Regions from separate parts of the Homo sapiens genome. Here region 2 is linked to region 1. Evidence: chromatin contacts called from ENCODE Hi-C or POLR2A ChIA-PET data. All regions are on one chromosome and are shown on one strand. Each heading gives the region's core, a stretch centred on a gene start or an enhancer-like site at or near the end of the contact. The rest is flanking DNA. Distances are from core to core; before and after follow the strand shown. Region 1 has its middle 30 kb from the start of LINC02881. Region 2 overlaps LOC124902544 (a long non-coding RNA gene).

The links. Hi-C counts contacts between places; a loop is a spot of excess contacts on that map. ChIA-PET counts read pairs that join two places held with the same protein, here RNA polymerase II (POLR2A). Pooled maps may share reads with other maps.
Region 2: a loop to region 1 is called in a map of right cardiac atrium, with 3 times the contacts of the local background. The contact joins two enhancer-like sites. A Hi-C loop is called at or near these places in 1 of 168 maps with a recorded cell type or tissue (right cardiac atrium), 11 of 37 single-sample maps with no recorded cell type and 4 of 50 pooled maps. POLR2A ChIA-PET finds 5 or more read pairs at or near these places in 2 of 52 experiments (both WTC11).

Annotation. Positions count from the first base shown.
Region 1 is chr10:44,259,582-44,265,646 of GRCh38, forward strand. No RefSeq gene overlaps it. Among named protein-coding and RNA genes, the nearest start is that of LINC02881, 30 kb to the right of the region's middle. RefSeq lists enhancers at 1,072-3,256, 1,245-1,304, 2,315-2,394, 2,495-2,624, 4,949-5,008. Within about 2 kb of position 2,230, at least 6 of the 41 ENCODE cell types and tissues checked have a DNase peak (open chromatin) inside an H3K27ac peak, as active enhancers do.
Region 2 is chr10:44,308,542-44,314,668 of GRCh38, forward strand. The region is part of intron 1 of LOC124902544 (a long non-coding RNA gene); the gene reads right to left. Among named protein-coding and RNA genes, the nearest start is that of LINC02881, 19 kb to the left of the region's middle. RefSeq lists silencers at 1,344-1,513, 2,358-2,687 and enhancers at 2,274-2,776, 4,056-4,225. Within about 2 kb of position 2,615, at least 6 of the 41 ENCODE cell types and tissues checked have a DNase peak (open chromatin) inside an H3K27ac peak, as active enhancers do.

The DNA of each region.
Region 1 (6,065 bases), core at 980-3,479:
CTTGGGGCAGATGGCTTCCTGGGTGTGCATTTTCATGTTGACCCACGGCTTCCTCAGCTGGCTGAGACCAGAGTACTCACAGACCTGGGAGATTGACACATGGTGCCAGGTGGCCATGGAACCTCCTTCCTGGATTCAGGACTCCCTCAGCGTAAATCTGGGAAAGCTGTTCCTGGAGCTCCCGGCCCATGAGGGTGATGCACAGCCTTCTCCCTAAGCCTCATGGACTTGGACTTGCTGTGATTCCCACAGTGACCTCATCAGCCCCTGTCACAGGAACAAAATATGCCAGCACCGCCCTTGACTTTATAGGTCCTGGCAAGGTGGGAGACACTTGGTTTTCACAATGTCTTGGTCTCCTTAAATTCTAGGGGAGTTGTGCCAAAAGGTGGCATCACTGTCCACAGTCCAGGACTCGGAGGAGGTTACTTCACACACTTGCCAACTCAGGTGTGTGTAGAACAATTGAGGTAGTGTTCTAAGCTGTTTCTGTGTATTCTCTCAATCCTCACAGCATCCCAATTAGGTAGGCGCTGTTATCTCCACATTTTGCTGATGAGGAAACTGAGGAACAGAGAGGTTGAGTAAATTATCCCAAATTACACAGCTAATTGAGAGAGCTTAAGGCTGTCCCAAATGACAGTGATGGCTCCCAATTGCTTCAACTTGTTATTCAAAATTATGTCTACCATACATTTTCTCTTTCTCTCACTGACAACTTACTAGCCATCAAGTTAGAAATTTGAGAGAAAAATAAATAAGATAGAGGATTTTATCATCCTTTCACTGCACATCCTTTTAAATCTCCAAATCAGAGTGGAGGTGTTGGGGGCAACCTCGGGTCAGGGGGAGCAGAGGTGTGACATCCGGAGGGAATTCAGGGGGAATTCCCAGCGAGCAGGCCCATTCCTCCCCAGATGTGCCTATTTGGCCCAGAAGCAGCAGAGCGTGTCCTTGTGGGAGTTTCTCACCTCCTGCTGGAAAGCCCTGGCCTATACTCTCCTGCCTGCGCCCCGCAGACCCAGCCTGAGCCCTGAGATGGGGATGGGCTGAGCTCCTCTGTAGGCAGCCGCAGCCCATTCCCATAGATACAGAGGAGACCCAGTGGGGAGGGCTCTCACCCTGCCGCCACCACCAAGCCTGTGCAGCTGGGTGCTGAGGGCAGGCCGACTCGGGAACCCACACATCCAAACAGCCCCGGGGCGCACTTGGATGGGTTCCACACCAAGAGCTGCTGAGTGCAGGGCGGACTGGATGGAGCAGAGATGCCTCAACAGCATGGGCTAGAAGTGGGCCTGACAAGGCAGAAAGAGGCTCATGGGGTGGGATTAGGGACTCCCCAGCCAGGCCCAGGGCGTCTGTGTACAGTGAGAGGAATGGCTCCCACTGTGAGATACAGGCTGGCCTCAGAAAATCAAACGCAGATGGGAAGGAAAGTGGGGAGCAGAGGGTGGCTCAGAGCCAGGACTTGGGTCTCTCCCAGGACTTGGGTCTCTCCCAGGGCTTCTATGGGAGCCTCTCCCGGTGCGTGGGCTAAGCCCTGTTCCATAGCAGTGATGAGGGAGGGACCAACCAAGGTGTGTGTGCCTTGGGGCCCCCATCTTGGCACCAAACCTTGAGGACATGGTCTCCCCTGCATCCCTCCCACACCCACGTGTGCCCTGGGTTCAGGTGAACAATGAGTGCAGAAGCCTAGTGAGCTAGAGAACCCTGCTCTTGGAGTTGTCCCTGCAGTCCCATCAGGCGCTGCGTATCAGAGCTGCACACCTGCACCAGCAGAAGGAACAGGACCCCAGGCTGCAGTGAGCAGGCGACCTCAGCGCCCTCTTCACTGAAGCACTGGAGCCTGGGCGGGTTTCCATCAGCGGAGTCAAGTAATTGAGCTCAGATTAGATTAAACCCAGACGCATCCCGTGTTTAGTGCCAATTACTCACGGCCAGCAGAGGCGGGCAAGGGGTCTGGACTGTGTCACGTCGTGCCTTCTTGGAGGCTGACTGCTCCCTCCAGCTCAAGGTGAGTTGACCCGAAATACCAACAGTCGTGTCGCTGGCTGTGTTTCACCTCCACCTGGCACTTTGCATGGATCTGATGCTGCTCAGGTGGGCGGCTCCTCTGCCCCCTGTTTACAATGGGGGTCAGAGCTTTGAACCCTCTGTCCTTGCCATCATTGGCTGGGCTGGCAGCAGAACAGAGGCCCACCTTGCACACCTCACTCACCCAGGCACAGGGCACAAGTGGGCATCTGGCCCCTGCATGCCCTCGGGAATCCCCATCACTATCTGGAGATTGCCACGTGAGTGAGGCGTGGGAGGCCAGGCAGGCAGGATGTGGGGGTGCTGCGATTTGTCATCTAGTGCTGAGTTTACAGCTTGAGAAGAAAACAACCCAGATTTAAGTGCTTTACTTCCTACTGGGAAATGGCTTGACTGTAGCCATGGCCTTAAGCCCAGGGCCGAGAAGCCCCAGCTGCACCCCCTTGGAGGCTGAGAGTGGCCTTCAAGCCAGCCCCAGCTCACAGCCCAGCTTGAAGGCACAAGCAGGGACAAGGCCACTGCAAGAAAAGCAATGAGTCCAGAGAAGGGCATTCAGGCTGGAGAGCTTGGCACTTGGAGTAGAATGAGTTATGAGTCTGAACCAGGGAAAACACTGGGGAGAAACTTGGGATGAAGCAGCAGGGCACTGGGTTGAGACTGGAGGTTTGGGAGGATGGCTCAGCGCCCTTACAGAGGTGGAAGGGATCCAGTGGTGACCACAGCATAACTGGGGGTGTGACAAGGCCCAGAGTTGAGCTCTGCCTGTGAAGATAGAGAGGGGAAGAAGGCACCTTTGCTGGGATTTCTCTTCTCATGTTTCGATGCACCTTTTTCCCATGGTTATTAATTACTCTTTTAGTGAATAAAGGCTGTGTATTAGTTATTTATTGTTGTGCAACCAGTTGCCTTAGAAAATAGCATCTCCAAACAGAAAAAATTGATTATCTCACACAGGCTTTGAGGATCAGGAATCTGGGAGCAGCTCACTTGGGTGGTTGTGGCTCTGGTTTCTCAAGAGGTTGCAGTGAGGACGTCGGCTGGGGCTGGATCATCTGCAGGCTCAACTGGGGCTGGAGGACCTGCTCTCAGGATGGCTTCCCTCATGGCTGTTGGCTGGAGGCCTTGGGTTCTGGATGACTGCTAATAGGAGACCTCCTTCCATCCATGTAGACTTCTCCACAGGGCTGCTTGAGTGTCCTCACTTTATGGCAGCTGGCTTTCTCCAGAGCAGGAGATCCTGATGACTTCTGAGATGGTTCCCTACATTCCATCCCCTGGCGTACACACCCTGTGCAATCCCCTTCCCTTGAGTGTGAGCTGGACTTACACAAATGGTGCGATCTCACCCCCATGATTATGTTACATTATACAGCAGAAGGAATATTACAATCAAGATCCGTGATCAGTAGACATTGGGTTAATCAGAAGTATTATCCTAGGTGGGCCTGATCTAATCAGGGGATCCTTTAAAATGGATCAGAAGGATTTGAAGCCAAGGAAGTTCCTGCTGACCTTGAAGAAGCGAAGGGTCATATTATGGAGGGTTCCAGGTGCCAAGACCCCAAGAGCAGCCTCTAGGAGCTGAGAGTGTTCCTAGCCCCTGTTAAGCTTGGCAGAGGGCCCCAGACCTCAGCTGAGATCTCAGTCCTGGCCAGCACTTTGATTTCAGCCTTGTAGGACCCTGAGCAGAAGACCACCCATACGGCACCTGTGATCTAGAGAACTGTGATATAATACATTTGCGAAGTTTAGAATAAGTTCCTGGTAATTCATCATGCAGCAACAGAAAATGAATACACTCATTCCCTGAAGTTGCACCCCATCACTTCTGCCTTTTCTCTGTTTGTCAGAAGTTAGTCACTAAGGCCACCCACATGTCAGGGAAGGGGTCTGCCTATTGAAGAGCGTGTTCAAGAACTTGTGGACTTCCTTTAAACCAACACAGTCTGGACAGTGCGTGTAGTGGGACCGTGTTAATACACCCAATGTGGAGATGAACAATGGCTAATCATTCTAACATCTAGAGTGAATTTGCACAGGGTGATAATGGACTTACGTAAGGCAAATGAGCATTTTATTTTAGGAAGTGACAATCCCAACTACAATGTCGTAGGTTGGTGCTTTTTTTTCCCCTTTTGATGTCCCCTTGCAAGCAATCTACAGAGTAATTGTGTAGATACAGGAGGAAGATGGAGCATTTCTGCCTTTAATTTGAAAGTTATGATGCATTAATCAGCCCCAGTCTGAGCCTTGCAGGAGTGCTAAATTTGGGATGCATTAGTAAGCATCTTCCAGATGGGGTGGGGGAGGAGGACATGGGTGGAGTTCAGATGACAACCCACAGGCAAATCTTTTGGGACACTTTTAACAGGAAAAGCTCACTGTCACCAAAGCTACATTCCACTTCTGAGCCATAAAACAGTTCTTGGCTCTTGGATTAACCAGTCTTCGATATTTGCCATCATGTCAGCGTTTGAAGCAACTGGGAGTTTTCTGGCTCTGCTTGGTCCATGAGAGATCATCCGATACAAGCACAAATGCTGGCTCAGGATTTCTTTAATTCCCACAAAATTTTCTCCTACATGGCTACACAGATGAAATGAAGACACCTTTAACTCCCCCTATTCAAGCTCTGCCTTTTGTGTTCCTAAGAGCTGTGGTCTGGGTGGGTGACGGTGGCTCAGAGAGCCATCACTGTTATAAACAGAGGAGGACCACATGCCTGTGACTTTATCTTCCCAAGAAGGAGAGAAGAAGAGAAAAAACAAACTGGATAATTTAAGAACGTGTCAGCAATTTGGCAAAAGACAGAGAAGTGAAAGAGCCATATGAGTTCATAAATAAGTCACAGATCCCAGCTGGATTTAGTAAAAATCCCCAAAGGTTTTGTGTACTGACACCAGTCAGGTTGGTTTCATTTCATCTTAGCTTTGGCTGGAGGCCTGCGTGAAGCAGGATGGATGGGGACATGAGCAAACGCAGGTTGTGGTAGAAAGGAAGAGTCCCCTCCCAGAAGGCCTCTGAGCCAGAGGTGCGAGTCAAAAGGAGCTGGGCTACCTCTTAGGCTGCCTAGACTGCATTTCCCATGGAGTCTATTAACATGGTTGCATTTTCAAAATGATGATGGTGAGGATAGCAAGTCTGATGGCCAAGTGTCCCAAGACAAAAGTGCTTGGGGACAGGGAATGCACTTGGGTTGGGGCTAACACAGTACCTTTTTTTTTTTCTTTCTTTTTGAGACAGCGTCTTGCTCTGTCTCCCAGACTGGAGTGCAGTGGCACAATCTTGGCTCACTGCAACCTCTGCCTCCCAGGTTCAAGTGATTCTCATGCTTCAGCCTCCCAAGTAGCTGAGACTACAGGTGCGTGCCACCACACCTGGCTAATTTGTATTTTTATTATAGTAGAAACGGGTTTTGCCATGTTGGCCAGGCTGGTCTTAAACTCCTGACCTCAGGTGATCTGCCCGCCTCAGCCTCCCAAAGTGCCACCCAGGATCTTGAACACCTGTGATCCCTCAATCTGAGTCCAAAGGGAGCTGCTCCTGCTCAGTGCACTGACCCTTAGATCTGGGTGCAGATGGAGAGCTGATGTCTCTGCAACACCCTGCTCTGGCCTCTTCTTCTGTAGGTCATGGTGTCTGTGTACTAGGGACACAAGAAACACAGGAAAGACATCATCTTGCATCATGGGCCATCTGTCTTCTGTTGGAGGCAAGTTTCTCACCTTCGGCACAGAGACTCCCAATTTTTGCCACTTTCTCAGATTGGGTAGAAGAAGATAGGAGGTGCCCACTGAATCCCTGGAACTTCCTGAACTGAGCTTGGAAACTGAGTGGGAGCTGAGACTTGACCCAGACTGCTCCATGGACAGCAGGTGTCAGGAGGAGGCAACCAGTCTGCAGCCCTCCTCTCCTGGGCCATGCCATGAATCCTCACCTGAAGGCGTTGTGCTGAGTTAAGGTAGAATGTGCATGCATTTTATCACTTAATCCTCACAACAATCCTAAAAGGTAGTGATTATTCTTGTCTT
Region 2 (6,127 bases), core at 1,365-3,864, 49 kb after region 1:
ATGCTTTGGTTACATATCAACTTTGTGTTTTTCATTATCACAAGCTAATTCCCACGCCAACATTTTGGATCTCTAAGCAACTGGCAGGGTTAAGCTTAGCATCCTGGCTGATATTTGGTTGCTATCACTTCAATGTTAATAATAGTTTCAGTCAACCAGCTGGCAATATGGTAATTAGATAAAGCCTAGAAACAGGAAAAGACAGTAAAGGTGTCAACCTGGGACAGGGAAGCAGAGTGGCAGCCTTCTCTGTGAACCTACCTAGCTTGGCTAAATTTTCATAACACAAACACATACAAGAACACTCTGCTATTAAAAAAAAAATCTGGGGCCCATCAGCTTTCTTCTCATTTTTCCAGTGAATGGTTGGCAGAAATCTTCCAAACTGTCTACTTGACAATTTGTTTAAAAGTATAGTTTTGCAGCTGGGTGATTTGTTTGCTCTTTTTCCCTCCAAGAATCAAGTGTTACAATCAGGGATAGCTTGTTATGATGGAAGCCGTGCGGGCAGTTTGGATTTTCATGGGTGTCCCCACCCTGCTGGCAGGCAGCTGGCTTTGGAGGCCTGTCCTGGATCCCTCTCACTGACTGCATCTCCCCTCCCCTGGTCCAGGCTCCAGTTTACATGGCTCTGCCATTGGGAAGTGGAATGGCAAAGCATATGCGGCCGTGCTGCTCAGCCAGGTACAAATAAGAGTTGTGTTGCTGCTCATCTGGGGCTGCTGGCTGCCTAGAAAAATGAAATAAAGTGAGTTTGTAACAAGCAAAGTCCTGTGAATTGTGGCCTCTTTCAATCATAAACAGACAGTTTATCCACTGAAAAGATCATATGGCCCAAATAATCAGAGTGACTTTGGAAGAGTAATCCACGTGGTTTTATATTAAAGAGGGGGAGGGAGGGAAGGAGGTGGCGGGGGGAGGGAGAGAGAGAGAGAGGGAGAGAGAGCAAGCCAGATTTCTCCACAGAAACAGAAACGATAGGATATACAGATATAGTTGGATGAGGAGAGCTGTTGTGAGAATTGGCTCACTCAATTATGGATGCTGAGAAATTCCAGGCCACGCCATCTACAAGCTGGAAGCAGGTCCAGGCCAGTCCAAAGGCCTAAAATCCAGGGAGGAAGGGGACTGGTGTAAGTCCCAGAATCCAAAGGCCTCAGAACCAGGAGCTCTGATGTCTGAGGGCAGGAGAAGGTGGATGTCCTAGCTCCAGAAGAGAGAGACAATTCACCTTTCCTCTGCCCCATTGTTCTCTCTGGGCCCCCAACAGGTTGACCAGTGCCACCTACATTGGTGAGGGTGGACCTTCTTACTCAGTCCACTGATTCAAATGCTCATCTCTTCCAGAAACGCCCTTACAGACACACTCACAAATAATGTTTTACCAGCCATCTGGGCATCCTCACCGCAGTCACGTTGACACCTAAAATTAACCATCTCAGAAAGCCAAAAGGTGGCTGGGGACGCGGGGGCAGCATCAGCCGGCTCCCCGCCCCCTGACCAGGAGAAGGTGCGCACCGTAAGCACTCCACCCTCCCATTCGGCCTCTGGCCCCAGGTGCAGCCACTGTGGACTCACCCTGCCTGGTGCGGAACACTCCCTCCCTGTGATGTGCAGTCCGCAGATGGAAGCCTGGAGGGCCCACACGCTTCCGAAGCAGGGTGGCCCTAGGCTGGCTTGTCAGCGGAAGCTGTCTAGCGGGGATATGGCGGTGGCAGAAGTGAGGGGGCTGAGGGGCGGGGCGGACTTTAGCAGGAGGATAGAGGGGAATGTCCTTGTTTCATAAAGCTGAAGTGTGCCCAAGCAATGTCCCGGTATCTCTGTGAAAGGTTGGCTGCCTGGTGTGACTGAGAGACCGGAGATTTGGCCCTGGAAGGTCAAGTGTGGTGGTCTTTTTCTTTTTTCCACTTTTTAACCTTTTTCTACTGTGGGGAGATCGCCCAAGATTACTGAATTTGCTAACCCCAGGGGAAGTAGGCATTTGAGTCTAACAGCGCCATCCCTCCCTCCACAAAACCCTGTAGAGCAGTGTTCGCTCTATGACGTGTGAAGGTGAAAAGCCACTCAGGAAACCAGAGAGATTTGGCACTAAAATATATGTTTTTCGTAACCAGGGCAGGTTGGGCTTCCCTTCATCACACACCAACAGATGCACACGGAGCCCCGCGCGGCCCATTCCTGAGGGCGGATTCCCCAGGGCAGGGCGAGAAAGGCCCTCGGGCCCCTGCCTGTGTGCCCATCTCTCCATCCTAGGTCGAGGATGAGCGGGTGTGCGCAGGCCCAGCGTGGGAGAGGCAGGCAGGCCAGGAGCGGCCCGCCAGAAAGGTGCAAGGGAAAGCCCCAGAGGCGGAGGGGAAGGTGAGAACCCGGGGCGGTGATGCTGCACGCCCCTGGGGGACTGCATGGAGAAGGGGAGGGTGCGCGGGGCCGGCTGGTCCAGTGCACTCCGGCGCGGCCCCGGCACCCGTGGGCACCGCCATGTCCTTCGCTCAGCTCCGCCGCGGCTACCTGCGGGGTCTGCGCGGCTGCGGTGGCCAGGTGAGGACGTCTCTGCCCTTGCGCGGCCTGCGCTGTATGCTTCCTGCCTGGCCCGCGCTTCCCCTGCCTGCATCACCCGCTGCCCGCGCGGCTCGGAGCGCGCCCTCTGCTGGACCGGCCACGGCCGGCGGGCGGCTGCCTCCAGGCTCCACCACAGGAGGGGGAGCACGCGCCCTGCTGACCGCACGCCCACGTGATATCGCCTTCTGCCATCGCAGAAAGCAGCGGTTCAGCCTCTCTGCCTGCACACTTGCGTGATGGGGAGCTCACAAGCAGTCCACTGCATTGCTGTCAACGCTGACCATTAGAAACAGCTTCCTTATGTTGAGCCCTTTGTCGCTCACTCCATTTGTCCTACCTCTGCCCTCCAGGTCTCGCCTGCAAAGGGCTTAGCTTCTCATGACAGCACTTAAAGCATTTCAACACAGCATTAGCACCACCTAACCCCAGTTCTTCTGCTCTGCCCAAACCTCCCCGGGCCCTCCAATCATTGTGGTATGATGTAGCGTCACCATTCAGATGACTCACGTTAGGACACAAACCATCTACAGAGTCCCTTCTCCACTGTGGTGCCCAGGAGTACACCTGAGCCTGCAGGTAGGGTCTGCCCACTGCACAGGACGGGACGTCGCCTGCGGGACTCTAACCGCTGGCCTTCAGACACACAGGCAGAGGTCACAGCAGTCGATGTGCCAGAATCTTCACACTTCTCATGCGCTCTGAGTTTAGGTTCAATTTTTATTCATTTTCATATGTTCTACTAAGTAATCCCATCCCTGAATCCATCCAGCGAACATTTAATTCCTAACGAGTGCCAGACAGCTGCTATTATTGCTGTTCAGTCTAAGGGTGTATCTTCAGTTTCTGCACTAAAGTTCATCCTGGCTTACCACGTCCATAATTCTCATTTATGTTAATCATTTGGGATGGTGATGTTTTTAAATATCCAATATATCTGTAATGGCTTCCAGATCCATCTAATTAGTGAGTTTGACAGGCAGCCTTCGTATGTCCTAGTGCTGTTAAAATACCGAAATCCAGCTTCATATTCCGGTAAAGAGGCTGCACAGCCCCTTTCCCCTTTGTGAAAGATTGCTTGACAAACTACCAAGGCTTTTATGAGGAGCCCATGAAGATCTTAACCTATTGTCTTTAAATTGATCAAAAAGCTTCCTCGTGTCACCTTGTCACATGCCTTACAGAAATCCAGAGACACTAAGTCCACCACATTTCCCTGATGTGCAGCCCAGTAATTGCACTAGCGTCTTGCTGCCCTGCTGGGCGGTTTTGACAGAACACCTGTCATTGCCTCTCCTGGTCTCTAAGCCTGTTGTTCTGCTGGGCAGGCTGGACACTGAGGTCCCACGACTGCACACAGAGGCACACTCAGTTCTCAAACAACCACTCTATGCACTCCTGACTCAGAAAGGAGCCTGGGACTCAAGCTTTGTCTCTGATGGTCCCCTGAGGCGGCGGGTGCTTTGTTCCTCTCTTGTGCTTAGCCATGCCTTGTCCCAGCAGAAGTGTCTCAAGTCATGGGGTTTCCCCATGTCCCTGCAGAGGGTATTTTAGTCTAAGAATACATGGCATTCTTAACAAGGGCTTCCTGATATTAATCATAAATAGTCCTGCACTGATTTCACACTATTATTCTTTCTTACAACTTTTGTTTTTAATACAGCTGAACACCCACCTCCTCAGGCTGTGCCTGAATATGTGTGTGATGTGTATGGTATGTAGGACAAGGATCCTATAGGAGATAATGAGTATTTTAAATATATAAGACATATTATTTACTACTATATATTTTTAAGGAGAGAGAAGATGTAGCATTTTCATTGCACTGGAAACTATACTGCAGTGATGGCTGAGGCCTAGATGTGTCCTTGAGGTGGAGGAGTGCTGGGGAGCAGGAGGTTGGGTATGGGGAGTCTGCTCTGTCCTGCTTTCTGGCCTCAGCTTCCTAGTTTAGTGAATGGCTGGGATGGGATGATCCCAAACATCACTCCCAACTCTTCTACAACATCCGCAAGTCATCACTTACAATATAGACCTATGGTCTCTGAGATTTGTAACTGACTTTTGTAAGAGTACTACTGCTACTAATGAGAATAGTAATTGACACTCACTCATTATGCATCTGTGACTTGGGCTTCAGCAATTTGCTGAGTTCTTATAACATATCTCTGAGATAGATGTACTACTCTATTTACAGATGAGAAAGACCCAGGTCTGGCATGCTCAAGCCACTCGTTCAAATGAACATGCTGTTATGCAGCAGCCAGAAAGCCAGGTCTGTCTGGATCTTTTACATCCTCTGGCCAGAGGCTGCAGTGTGGAGATTCTACCTGAGGAGACATACGGAATCTAGAACTCTGCAGCCCAGTGTCCAATATGGGATCCAGTCCGGGCGCGGTGGCTCATGCCTGCAATCCCAGCACTTTGGGAGGCCAAGGCAGGCGGATTACCTGAGGTCAGGAGTTCGAGACCAGCCTGACCAACATGGTGAAATCCTGTCTCTACTAAAAATACAAAAAGTAGCTGGGCATGATGGTGCATCCCTGTAATCCCAGCTACTCAGGAGGTTGAGGCAGGAGAATCCCTTGAACCTGGAGGCGGAGCTCTGAGCCACCTCCCCCAGTCTGGGAGCCAAGTCCTTGGCCTCCATGGTTGACCCACTTCTTGACCCTCTCCTTCACTAGGCAGCCAGTGGCTGCTTCATTACAGCTCCACACTTCAACAACTCCCAAAGAACCCAAATATCATTAAGCAATTTTATAGCAGTCTGGGGCTGACTGACAGTTCAGAAGTGGCTGCCGAGTTACTTGCCATCCAACAATTAGAAAACAGTCAAGGCCTTGGTGGGGGGTGAGGGTGCTTAGCACAGGGCTGAGGGCACAAGTATAATGTCTAAGACCCTGCACAGAGTCCTGCCAAAGCCTTGGCAACAATCCCAGTGCTGTGTCTGGAGAAAATGACAAATGTTCCAGAAGTGGGAGGGCACATGTCTCTCCTGGAGAGACTCTGCTTGAGGCTGCATTTACACTAGGGCACCCTTTGGGTTACTGTGGAAAACTAGATGACTAGAGCCCCAGTAAAAGCTGCCTACTGTGTGGAAACTGCATGCAGATAGTTCTGGCATGGGAGGGTGGCTTCCTGATTGAAACAATAATAATGCTGGTGTGTGTGTCACTACAAGGAAAGAAAGGTGATTTGTGGAAATAACTACTCATACAGAAAGACAACTCAGCTTGATTAGGGAGAAGTAAGGAAGACAGGGTAAAGAATGAATTTCCTCACCTACCAATGCCAGGAGCAGCTCCAGGACCAAGAAAGGGATGTCACTTAAGGAAGTGCTCCTGCTTAGGGTAGTAGGGGTGCAAGGTCAGCTCCTGAGAATGTGTGCCTCTTAAATGCTGGGCCCTGGGAGGGTGGTGTCTGCCTGGCTGTACCCTAGTTGCAGCCCTAAGCAGGGATTTAAGGATCTACTTACTTTAGCTTATTTATTCCATATAAAAGCTTCATGGTGCAGAATTACTATCCCCATTTTATAGATAGAAGAAACGGAGGCTCAGGTTCAAAGTCACCC